Linked DNA regions of Mus musculus: region 2 is linked to region 1. A link is a loop called in an ENCODE intact Hi-C map of the cell type or tissue named here. Cell type or tissue: heart. All regions are shown on one strand. Links, peaks and the distances in the headings refer to the core of each region. The heading gives the core; the rest is flanking DNA.

What was found. Peaks named below come from ENCODE experiments on the same cell type or tissue, not always from the same donor. Only the 100,000 strongest peaks of a DNase experiment are listed, where the experiment ranks them.
Region 2: a loop joins it to region 1, with 3 times the contacts of the local background. A loop is called at or near these places in 8 of 42 quality-filtered maps.

Annotation. Positions count from the first base shown.
Region 1 is chr2:93,124,683-93,130,057 of GRCm38, reverse strand. No RefSeq gene overlaps it. Among named protein-coding and RNA genes, the nearest start is that of Gm32627, 17 kb to the left of the region's middle. In heart, for the core only: no CTCF peak of the experiment used is centred there; a DNase peak (open chromatin) is centred at 3,267; H3K27ac peaks cover 1,377 bases.
Region 2 is chr2:93,074,199-93,079,573 of GRCm38, reverse strand. No RefSeq gene overlaps it. Among named protein-coding and RNA genes, the nearest start is that of Prdm11, 31 kb to the right of the region's middle. In heart, for the core only: a CTCF peak has its summit at 3,165 (motif pointing right); a DNase peak (open chromatin) is centred at 3,193.

The DNA of each region.
Region 1 (5,375 bases), core at 321-5,320:
CTAGACCTTCACAAACTGGGAATCCATTTTTCAAATGCCAGAGCCCAAGGGGAACATTCTCATACAAACCACTTCAAGGACTCAGTGGGCTCAGACCATGGTCCAGGCAGAGCCAATGGGCCCAAACTAAAAGGAAAAATGAAAGACAAATGATTGCATGCGGCAAGGATGGTTCCCAGAGTGGAGGGGACAAGGGGCTTCTATAGAAGACTCCTCATACTCCTTGTGGTATTGCATAGAGGCCAGCAGACAGCTGTATGTGATGCTTGGCATGAAATCATGCTTCTTCATACATGCCATGCTCGAAGACTGGGCAGAGAACTGAGCATTATAATGAGACAACACGGGGCTGGAGAGATGGTGCAACAGTTAAGAGCACTGGCTTCTCTTCCAGATGACCTAGGGTTCGAATCTCAGCACCCACATGGCAGCTCACAACTGTCTATAACTCCAGTTCCAGGGCTTCAGACATCCTCACACAGACATACATGGCAGCAATGCACATTAAATAAAAACTACTGGAAGAGAGACAGAGACAGAGATAGGTTACACTAGGTCACCTAGAAATGGGGAACTCTAGCTTAGACTGGTTTAATCCGGTTCCCTGTAGTATTGTCTCCAGTGTCTTATTTGAAGCTAAAAAGGCTTCAAATAACAGGAGGCCACAGACACAGGACCTCCTCTTTCACTGATTTTGCACTCACTCACGTGCTTGTCCCTTCAGGGACCTTCCTCGTAGCCATCTGCTCAAGTGCAAACAAACAGGTAGATGGCACAGCATCAAGGAAGCAACGACTCTTGAGTCCCATGGGCTGGGGAACACAGGGCTGGAGGATTGGTCTCTGATCCAGGACTTAGAGGTCTGGAATCTTTTCTCTGCTGTGGTCTCCAGGGCAGTGTTGTTCTCAGGGTAAGACTGGAGGAAGGAGGAGGAAGAGGCAGAGGGGGAGGGGGAGGGGGAGAGTTATCCATGAGAAGATCAGGGCTCTGGTTGCCCTCGGCATATGCTTTACCCTGAGTCTGAGGCAGCACTCTGGTCTAGGACTCCTTCAGCCTGACTCTTACCTGGTCCCTGCAGGAGTCCTCCAGGGAACCCAGAGCCACTCAGTTTCTCAAGTTTCCCTGTCTGTAAAGTGATGACACACAGGTCCTTCTCAGGGGACAAGCCAAGAGGTATCTGCCGCCAGCCCTGCATACCTCCTCTGTGGAGGAGAAGGATGTAGAGGAAAGGGTCTGTCTCCAGGGTACCTTACAGGGTTGTGGACTCTAATGCCAAGACTCAGGGAGGCTGTGGGTCTATCTGAGGCGTGACTACATGTACCGGTTGTGGCTGCGGACACTAGAGCACTGTGGATTAAGTGTGACCTCCCTGCAGTCTCCTACCCAGAGGGAAATCTCTTCAGGGACCTCTTGATCTGGGTGTGAACTTGTAACTTGGCCAAGGGGCTATGATAGACGTGATATCGAACGATTGTTTTCTCTATGACTGTTGGATCCAGATTCAAGTTGTCACGTGGAGAAACTGGAGCAAACACTCTGGAAAGGATACCTAGAGGTAAACTGAGGCCCAAGTCAGCTGCCAGACTTATCAGTGGGGCAGCCTGGGAGCAGACAGCAACAGACCTCCCAACAAGGGTCCTTTCTCTTTGTGTCTACCATGACCGTGGAAGCAGAATGGGTCATGCTAGCCAAACCCTGCCAAGGTGCCAAGCCAGGAAGCGGGTAGTCAAAACTTACCATTAAAAACAACCTCCACCCCAAAAATTTTTTTAAATTTATTTTTGTGTTATGTGTATGTGTGTTCTGCTTGCTTGTATATCTGTGCACCGTGAGCATGCAGTCCCTACAGAGGCGAGAAGAAAGCTTCAGAGCCCCTAAAATTGGAGTCTTAGACTGTTGTGAACTGCTATGTGGGAGTTGGGAACTGAACTCGGGTCCTCTGCTGATCCATCTGTCCAGTCCTGACACTTGGCTATTTTACGCCACTAAACCTCAGTACTTTGTTTCAGAACGGTAGATGATGGATAACTGTCACTTGCCTGTCATCGACTGAGTCAGACTTTTCTTATTCTAATTGCCTCTGGTCCTGGGGGGAAATGGTAAGACCATGGAAGTATGCTAAACAAACCTGAGACAATCTAGACTCTCGTACTGGCCACTGTGTCATCTCAGAGAGGTCTCTCAGTGGCTCTAAACACCACCTTCCCTCATCAGTAAGAGAGCTAATAAGAGCACGTGCATTTGGTGTGAGGGTTATCGTGAATTTGAAATAAAACTCAGTTCCTGGTACATTGCTTCATGCTTGGTGGATGCATTAAGCCATTGTGATTTGTGGTGCGCATACTCCATGCAGACCCTGATCACATTATGAGGAGACTGAACAAAACATACAGAGATTACCTGCACAGGGCTTATATTCCAGGGAAGACAGGGCAATATAGGAAAACAAGATGAGAGCCAATAGAGCATGTGACAAAGACATGGGGTAAGAGGGGGTACTAGGCAGGGTTCTCTAGAGTCACAGACTTACGAGGCTGGAGCAAGCAGGATCTTCCGTGTCCTTATATAAGATTTCAACAGAGGATGTGGCCCAGGTTAGAGGTGGGTCTTCTCAACTCAAAAATCCAGTTTAGTAGTGGAGCTTCCAACTTCAAGTTAAGCAAAAAAATCCCTCACAGGTGTGCCTCTCAATCATGGAGTTTTAATTAATTCAGATGTCAAGTTGACAACCAAGAATAACCATCACAGAGGGTTAGCAGATCAGGGGACATCTAAGGTAGCAGATGGCTAGAAAGAGCCACCACCCTTAGGAAAAGCAGACTTCTGAGAAGGGAGACCAGTGTACGCTCAGGTCCTGGAGCTCCACTCCAGGACTCAAAGGGATCTAGTGCTACCCCTGCATGGTGGAGAGAGGTGAGTGGGAGGGGCCCGTCCTGACAGCAGGGTTATTACAACAAGGGTAACTGATACAAGCCCAGGTTAGGGACTGACCCAGAGCAATGGCCAGCGTGTGAGGGCCTCAGAGTAACTGGAAACCCTTACCACTGCAGTTCATCATTTGAGCAGTCTGTGTTCTTATACCTCCTAGGCCCACTTGGGAGCACGCCCCTCAGCCCTCTGTGGTGGGGCCTCTGTTCCTCTTACCTAGCGCCCTAGCTGTTTGGGAAGACATCCAGACAGTGACCTGTAGCTTTTCCCCAGTGCTCCTTCCACACAAGGAGCTCAGCAGGCCAGATGGCCTGGAGCCAGGCCTCGCTGTGTGTTGATCCACGTCAGCTCAAGCCACAGGATGCAGCTGGCCACCTTAGGCCCTGCAGCAGGAAGGGTCAGCTGGCTGACTGCCATGGACAAAGAAGCTGTTCCAAAATATGCTCCTCTTAAGACTAAGCCAACAGGATGGAAAGACGTCTGTCCAGTGGGCAAGGGCTGTGTGGCCCAGAACCAAGACTGACAGCTCACTAACAGCCAATGATCCAGGTATAGAAGGTAGAATCTGCTTGGAGAGTCTGCAGCTGGTTACACATGAGCACATAGGTGCACACATGTACAAACACAAACCTGAACATCACATGCATAGCCCAGTATGCACGCAAGTGCATACACACACATACACACACACACACACACACACACACAGAGAGAGAGAGAGAGAGAGAGAGAGAGAGAGAGAGAGAGAGATGCACGGACCAGTCAGCCAGCAGAGGGGATATGCTCTCCCCTGAGGCCGAGTCACTACGCAGAAAGACACAGACACATCCCTGAGTCCCTGACGTTTCTGCTTTTGCCTCCCAGATAATTGTGCCAGAAAATAGAAACACCTGCGCCCACCCAGCCCACACCACAGCAGAACAATAATTAAGCCCTAGCAGGAGGTACCATTTTCCTGGTAGCCTGCTGCCTCTCCCTGCCAGCCAGCCAACCTCCCCACGGTCTTTGTGATGGTCCCAGGAGCACAGTTGGCCCATCTTGGTCAACTTCCTCTTATACTGGTCGCTGTAATGGTTCCCACTTCACTGTCCCCAGGATCCTTAATTAGTCAGTGACCTGTCCGAGAGACTAGGTATTCCCTTAGGAGCCATCCTTATGTTCTCCAACTCAAAGACATTTGAAGGACTTATGTTGCTGTGAGCAAAAGGCGGGGTACTCTCTGGGGGTGCCAAGGACTAATTTAGTCCTTCTGGCCAGAGGGATATGCAGTCTCCTATTCTTGTTCTCCTGGGGCTTGGACCCTTAGCTAATTACACACCTTTCTCCCACCCCAGGCTGCCTGCTGCTTTCCACACAAACCAAACTCATGCCTGCCCCAGGACCTTGGCACCAACTCTCTTATCTGTTTGAACCCTTGGTACCCACACTAATCTCTGTTTGAACCCTGCTGCTGTCTATTCCTGAGTAACACCTGGACCTCAGCTCAGACATCCCCTCCTCTGAAGGGCTTGGCCTGCTTAGTTAGAACACCTCTCTAACTCATCTAACTCAGTGACCCTAGTATTTCCTGGGCATTTAGAAATCTGACTGGATGCCTGGTCTCCTGTAGACCATTGGATGTGGGCATTGGACAAGACCTCCATGCGGTGCCAATGTGCAGTCAGGACTGAGAACTCTTGGCCTGGAGTCCTCACAAGTGCAGAGCCCTCCTCCAGGCTGCTGTTGTTCCATGCCCAGCCTGCCCTGGATGCTCTTCCTCAGTAGCTCGTCACTTACTAGCACTGCCTGCAGCTGAACCTGCTTCTTGGTGGCCCCTCATCTCACCCCGGACAGTTCTGTGCATACAAATGAAGAGAGGCTCAGAGAGGGGCAGCACCTACCCAAAGCCACCCAGCTGCACCTAGGACTCTTAACCTTAGCTACATGGCTGCAGAGCCTGGGTCCCTGGGCTGACCCCAAACGCTCATTTTGTGTAATCTTCACAACCCTACTAAACCACCACTTTCAAGATGAATTCCCAGGGTTCTGAGTCAGGAGACCTGACCAAGGTCACCCTGGAGGAATTCCAAGCTCAGGCCAGGCTGGTGGATAAATCGCTAGCTCTTTGAGCAAAGTTTTGGTGCCCAGGACCCACGTAAAGCTGGGCATCATCGTTCCCTAATCTCTGAGTTTCACAGTGAGGTAGAGTGCGAGGCAGAGACAGAGGAACCTCTAAGTGCTTTAGGGCAAGTTAGCAACAATGAAGAAACTCTGCCTTAAACACAATGGATGACCAGGGCAATCCCTGAGGTTGTCCTCCGGCCTCCACAGCAGCAGCAGCAGCAGCAGCAGCAGTACCACCACCACCACCTCTGGCTTCTTTGTCCTTTTTAAACCTGGGTCCTGGGGATTCAACGTGGGTCTTCCAGCTAGCACAAAGTTTTATCCACTGAGCCATCTCCGCAGCC
Region 2 (5,375 bases), core at 231-5,230, 50 kb after region 1:
CCTGCCTCAGTGCCCACACATGGCTTTGACTCTGGAGACTGATCTATCCCCTCACATCAAATCTGACATTCTCACCAGAAACCCTGCCTTCCTTCTTCCCTCCTAAAACTGAGTCACTGTAAGCTCAGTCTCCCTGTTTTCCTCCATGCCGAAGAATTGGATGGACAGACGGACACACGTGTATGCATGATACTTGGAGGATGAATGGATGGATGAGTGGGTGGGGAGATGTGTGGGAGGATGGATAGATAAGTGGATTGATGGACGGAGTAGACAAATGACTGGGGATGGGCAGGTGGATGCCTGTGTGGATGTGTGGGTGAGTGAGTGATGGATGGAGAAATAGGTGGGTTGATGGAGAGATGAATGAATGGATTGGTGGATGGATGGATAGATTGATGGGTAGATGGATGGTTCGACAGATGGATGATTGGTGGGTGGATTGGTAGATGGATAATTGGTAGGTGGATGGATAGATGGATGGATTGGTGGGTGGATAGATTAATGGATGGATGGATAGATTGGTGGGTGGATTGATGGGTGGATGGATATTCAGATTGTGGGTGAACAGGAGGGGAGATAGATTGAGATGGATGGATAGATGGATGAATGGATGGATGGATGGACAGATGGGTTGGTAGATTGTTTGGTGGACAGGTGGATGGGTAAGTAAATAGGTAGATAGGTGAACAGATGGGTGGATGGATGGAATGGAGGGTGGGTGAATGGACGGGATGGTGGGTGGGTGAATGGACAGATGGATGGGTGAGTGAGTGGATGGAGGAAAGAGTGAAGGAGTGGAAGGATAAGATGATGGATGGACAGTTAGGTGGGTAAGTGGATGGACGGATAACTGTAAGTGTATGGAGTGACTAAGATGAACATGTGCTAGAGGTGGCACTAACAGACCATGAGTGACAGACTGAATGCTTTACCATTGGGCCTGTCAGGCCTCAGTCAGAGTCTGCCGGTGTTCTCTTGCTCCCCTGGCACAAGCTGTGCACTTACCACCCTTCTGACCTATGTTGACCACAGGGACTCAGCATCAAGCATGCACACAATCTCAGTCTCTCCAAGCAGACAGTGCCTCGAGAAGGTTCCCAATTTCCGGCCATGGGCCAAGTATTCCGATAGACAAAGATGGTGAGAAGCTTCCACTCGAGAGCGAGCTTGACTTCTCCTTCAGAAGCACAAGGGAAAGCTTGCTGGAGAATTCCACATCACAACTGCAAGTCAGTAGAGAGGCAGAACAAGCCCAGTATAGACAGGGTTGGGAAGGGAAGCAAATGCTAGCATTCAGGTGGGAAACAGGAACCACGGATGGCCCTAGAGCTCCCAGCATAAGAGCAGGCAGCAGACAGGCTAGGCCCTGGGCAGGAGGCAGGAGCTCGGCACTGGAGGACTTGGGTTCCTGCCTCTTCCAAGGTCCAGGCTTGGCTTCAGGGCCAAGAGCTTTGAGCGGGGCAAGAACTGACTGCAGTCTCAGGGCACTTTTTAACTGAGTGACAGCTGTGCACATCTCCTCTGGGAATACAGAAAGATTTTTTTTCCTGACATCTTGTAAATAATGACTTGCTAAATCCATATGTCACTACAGACATTAAAAGGCATGATGGGTCTTGAGCTACTTTTCTTGGTGATAGCGAAACTAAGAAAGTGGTCAGCACGGTAAGTTCTTACTTCACCCTGCATGTTCACAGTGGTCAAGCTGAGTTGCTTCAACTTCTATGCCGTCCAAAAGCAACTCCAGTTTTATTTATAAGCCCAAAGGTTACAGGGCCAGAAATCAAAGCTCATGACTGTCAAACTATTCCCAAGCTTCATTGAGGGAAAGTCAGCAGAGTGGCGAAACTCAGTCTCCTGGGAAAATCATACATTCTCTAGAAAAGGTCTCGAGTGCTCAAGGGGTCGCCGGGAACCTGATGAAGGATGGGTGGTTCACATGCTATATAAATGACAGTGGCGGGCTGCAGCTCAGGAGTCAGGGCTGCATTTTCTGATGTAGCCATAAAAGGAAACAGAGAGAAGGAATCTCTCCATAGAAGGATGATGGTGTGTCCCAGAGTGTGCACCATGCTGCTCTCTGAGGGTGTCCTGGACGGCAAGCGGGCAAGCATGCTATGGGTGCATTCCATACTCCAAGGTTAGGGAAAGCCTAGCTTGGAAGATGGGGCTTTTTCCAGGAAAATACAGGCTTCTGGTCGCCAGAGGAACAAGGAAGGGTGTTCCTGGCAGACATGGTAGTGCATGCCTTAAATCCCAGTGCTTAGGATGTAGAAGCAGGAAGTCCTCTATGAGTTCGAGGCCAGTCTGGTCTACATAGCAAGTTCTAGACCATCCAGGGCTACATAGTGAGACCCTGTCCCAAAGAAAACAGCAATGTCTGCAGTGTCAGGCTCACTCTGGGATTGCTGCTTTGCCACATAACCCTTTGTGTTCTGTCTCTGTTCACATTGCAACATGCACAGTGTGAGGAGACTCCAGGCTGTTGGAGGTCTGCCCTTCCCAACTCTTCCTGGCCAGCCTGCCCACTTGCAGCTGTTGGCTCTGGAGGCTGGGAGCCTGAGGGTAGCCCAAGGCAAATATGTTTTTTTTTTTTTTTTAAACAGCCATTTAAGGAGATTTTGTCCCTAAACAAGCACTCTAAGCCACTGCCTTTGCCCCCGGGGATAGGAGCACAGAGCTCAGGTTAGAGGCACCCAAAAGGGGAGACAAACAGGGTGTCTATCCAGACCATGGACTCTCCAAGGCCTTATCCTGAGACCCCAAGTCCCACTCACAGGGCCGTCAGGCCTGGGGCTGTTCCTCGGTTGTCTGCCAACTTGTACAGGAAGAAAGCCAGAGTGCCGCCTTGACTGGTCAGCAGGAATGTGGCTTCTATTTTCCGTCTTGAACTTCACTTTGCTATTTTTTACTTTTTATTAGGAAAGGAACATACAGAAGAATGTGCCAACACAGGCACATTTTAAAGAATACGTTGATTCCTGAAATAACAGATGAAGGCTTGCACCCCTCCACTCAGCATGAGAAACATCACAATCACCTTCCAAATCCCTGTGACCTGCCCCAGTCGGTCACCGGTCAGTCCAGTACGGGAACAGCCAGCTGCCCAAACACAAAGGCAGGCTACCTCTGTAGGGAAAGAAAGCTGATAGCACCAGTGCATGGCTGCCACTAGGAGGCGCTCGAGTCGCCAGGAAGGCCTTGTGAACATAGAGGCCAGCGCAGCATTTTTCAGGCTCGGGGACCCAAGAAGCCTGTTTTCTGCATGCTGTCCTGAGTGCTCCAGGTTGGCAGTGAGGAGCAGTATCTTCTGGGAAAGGGAGTAGAGATGGACATTCAGTCAGGGGTTGGGGTGGGGGCTGCAGGGTGGCAGGCCTTTGTCTAGTCGGAGGCTGTTTGTCAGCTGGTCTCATCTTGCTCAGTGTTAGTAGTGTTATTTCTTACAGCTTGCCTGTGATATCTATGTCAGCTGTGTCTACACTGCGGGACAATATGTTGGGAATCACCACCACCACCACCACCACAACCACACCCCCGGGGCTGTGTCCAGACCACATCTCTGTCATCTCCATCGCCTCTACACCACAACAGCATGGTTTGTCCATGTCTCCACACTCCCACAGCCTTGTAGGAGGTCACGTGTGCTCTGGGTGCTCCATTGTGGGCGAGCATCTGTGGGTACAGGGCTGTGGTTGGGGAGCAACAGGAGGCTATTTAAAGAGTGGAGGCCTAGCAGCCCAAGAGCTGAGCCGCTGCAGAGCCAGAGCTATAGGGGAGCTGGCTGAGGCCTGCCTGCTAAGCCCTGCAGGAAGCACTAGCCTGAGTCACCTAGCAGGGGGGTGACCAGAGAGCCAAGGGTCAAGGAGCTTGGAGCCAGAGCAGGTCAAGGACAGACAAGACAGTCAGAAGCTGGTTCTCCTGACCATCACCCAGTCAATTTCAGACAATTCTGACATGGTACTAAACAGTAGATGATGCTGGTCAGGGAGGAGACTCAGTCCACATAAAGACAGGGGGCTGTGTGCAAACGGAGCTTGGAAGCTCAGATCCTTATGCTCATCTGAGTGCTGGAGTCACAGGTTAGCAGGTGCAGGTGACAAGAGGTAGGTGCTCACCACCCAAAAGGTGTGCCGTGACCTCCGCACAGGTGACTTGCCCAAGCTGTCCTCCACTCTCCTCTGTCTTAGCATGGTTCCCAGAGAGTAAGGGTCTGGCCTGTGGGGGGACCAGAAGATTGAGGGGTGAGTTGTTCAGGAAAGGAGAGGGAAATGGCAAAGGAGAGAATTTTCAGGAAAGGGAGAGGAAGAGGAAGGAGCAGGAGGAAGGAGAGAGGGCAGGAAAGACAGGCCATTTGAAGGATTTGAAAGGGTGGGACAGAGACAGAGGGACAGAGGGACAGAGGAAGGGATGGAGGGGTGATGACGAGGAAGACAAGCCCTGCTTGCTCAGTGCCGTTTAGAAGAGAGAGTGATCAAGTCAGGACCACCAGAAACATTGTCCTTGTCTAGCTGACAGTGCAGAGCTGGAGGAAACCTTGAGATGAAGACTGGACAGGGCTCTCCAGTGGCTGGCATCCCCTGCTCTCACCCTTTGACACAGTGGGATCACACCACTGTGGGATCAATAGGGAGTCATCCAGGGCTAGGTCACTATTCCCCACCCCAGAAGGAAGTAGCGGTGATGTGTCCCTGACCCAGGCTCAGGGCCAGGACCCTCTTTGTCCACCTCCCCTCTCTGTTCCCTCTAGTCCTCAGTGTTTTCAGGCCTTCTCCCCAGAACCACCCCACATTGGTTCTTTCTACTCCCTGCCAGTTGCTGATCACACTGTGGACAGACAGAGGGACTAGGCAGTGAAATGACATGAGGATTCCAGCCCATCTCCATGGTGGGCATGGCTATCTCTCCCTCATTGCCTCTTCTCTCCTTCCTGATGAATGCCACTTCTGATTTTGGGTGAGGAATATCGCTTCTCAGATTTAAAACTGCATCTCCCAGCCTCCTTTGCAGCTAAGTATAATCACATGACTAAATTCAGCCAACACTATATAATTACAACTCTTGGGGCATGTCTCTTCCCAAAGGATAGGACAGCTGGGGCAGCCATCTTGAGTCATGAAGTTGGTAGTAAGCAAATTAGAAGGAACTGGGGTGCCCAGTGATGGTAGTACTGCCCCACTGCCCCATTGCCCCACTGCCCCCACTGCCCCCACTGCCTCAGGATGATGCTGTCTTCAGTGTTCTCCATCACTTGCATAGAGTCGTGATCTTACATGGCAACATTTTGAGCTTGCAGTATGATTTTGTCCTTGTCATCTTCTGTCTCTAGACTTCCATTGACCTCTCAACAGTGGACATTCCCCACTTCCAGGCAC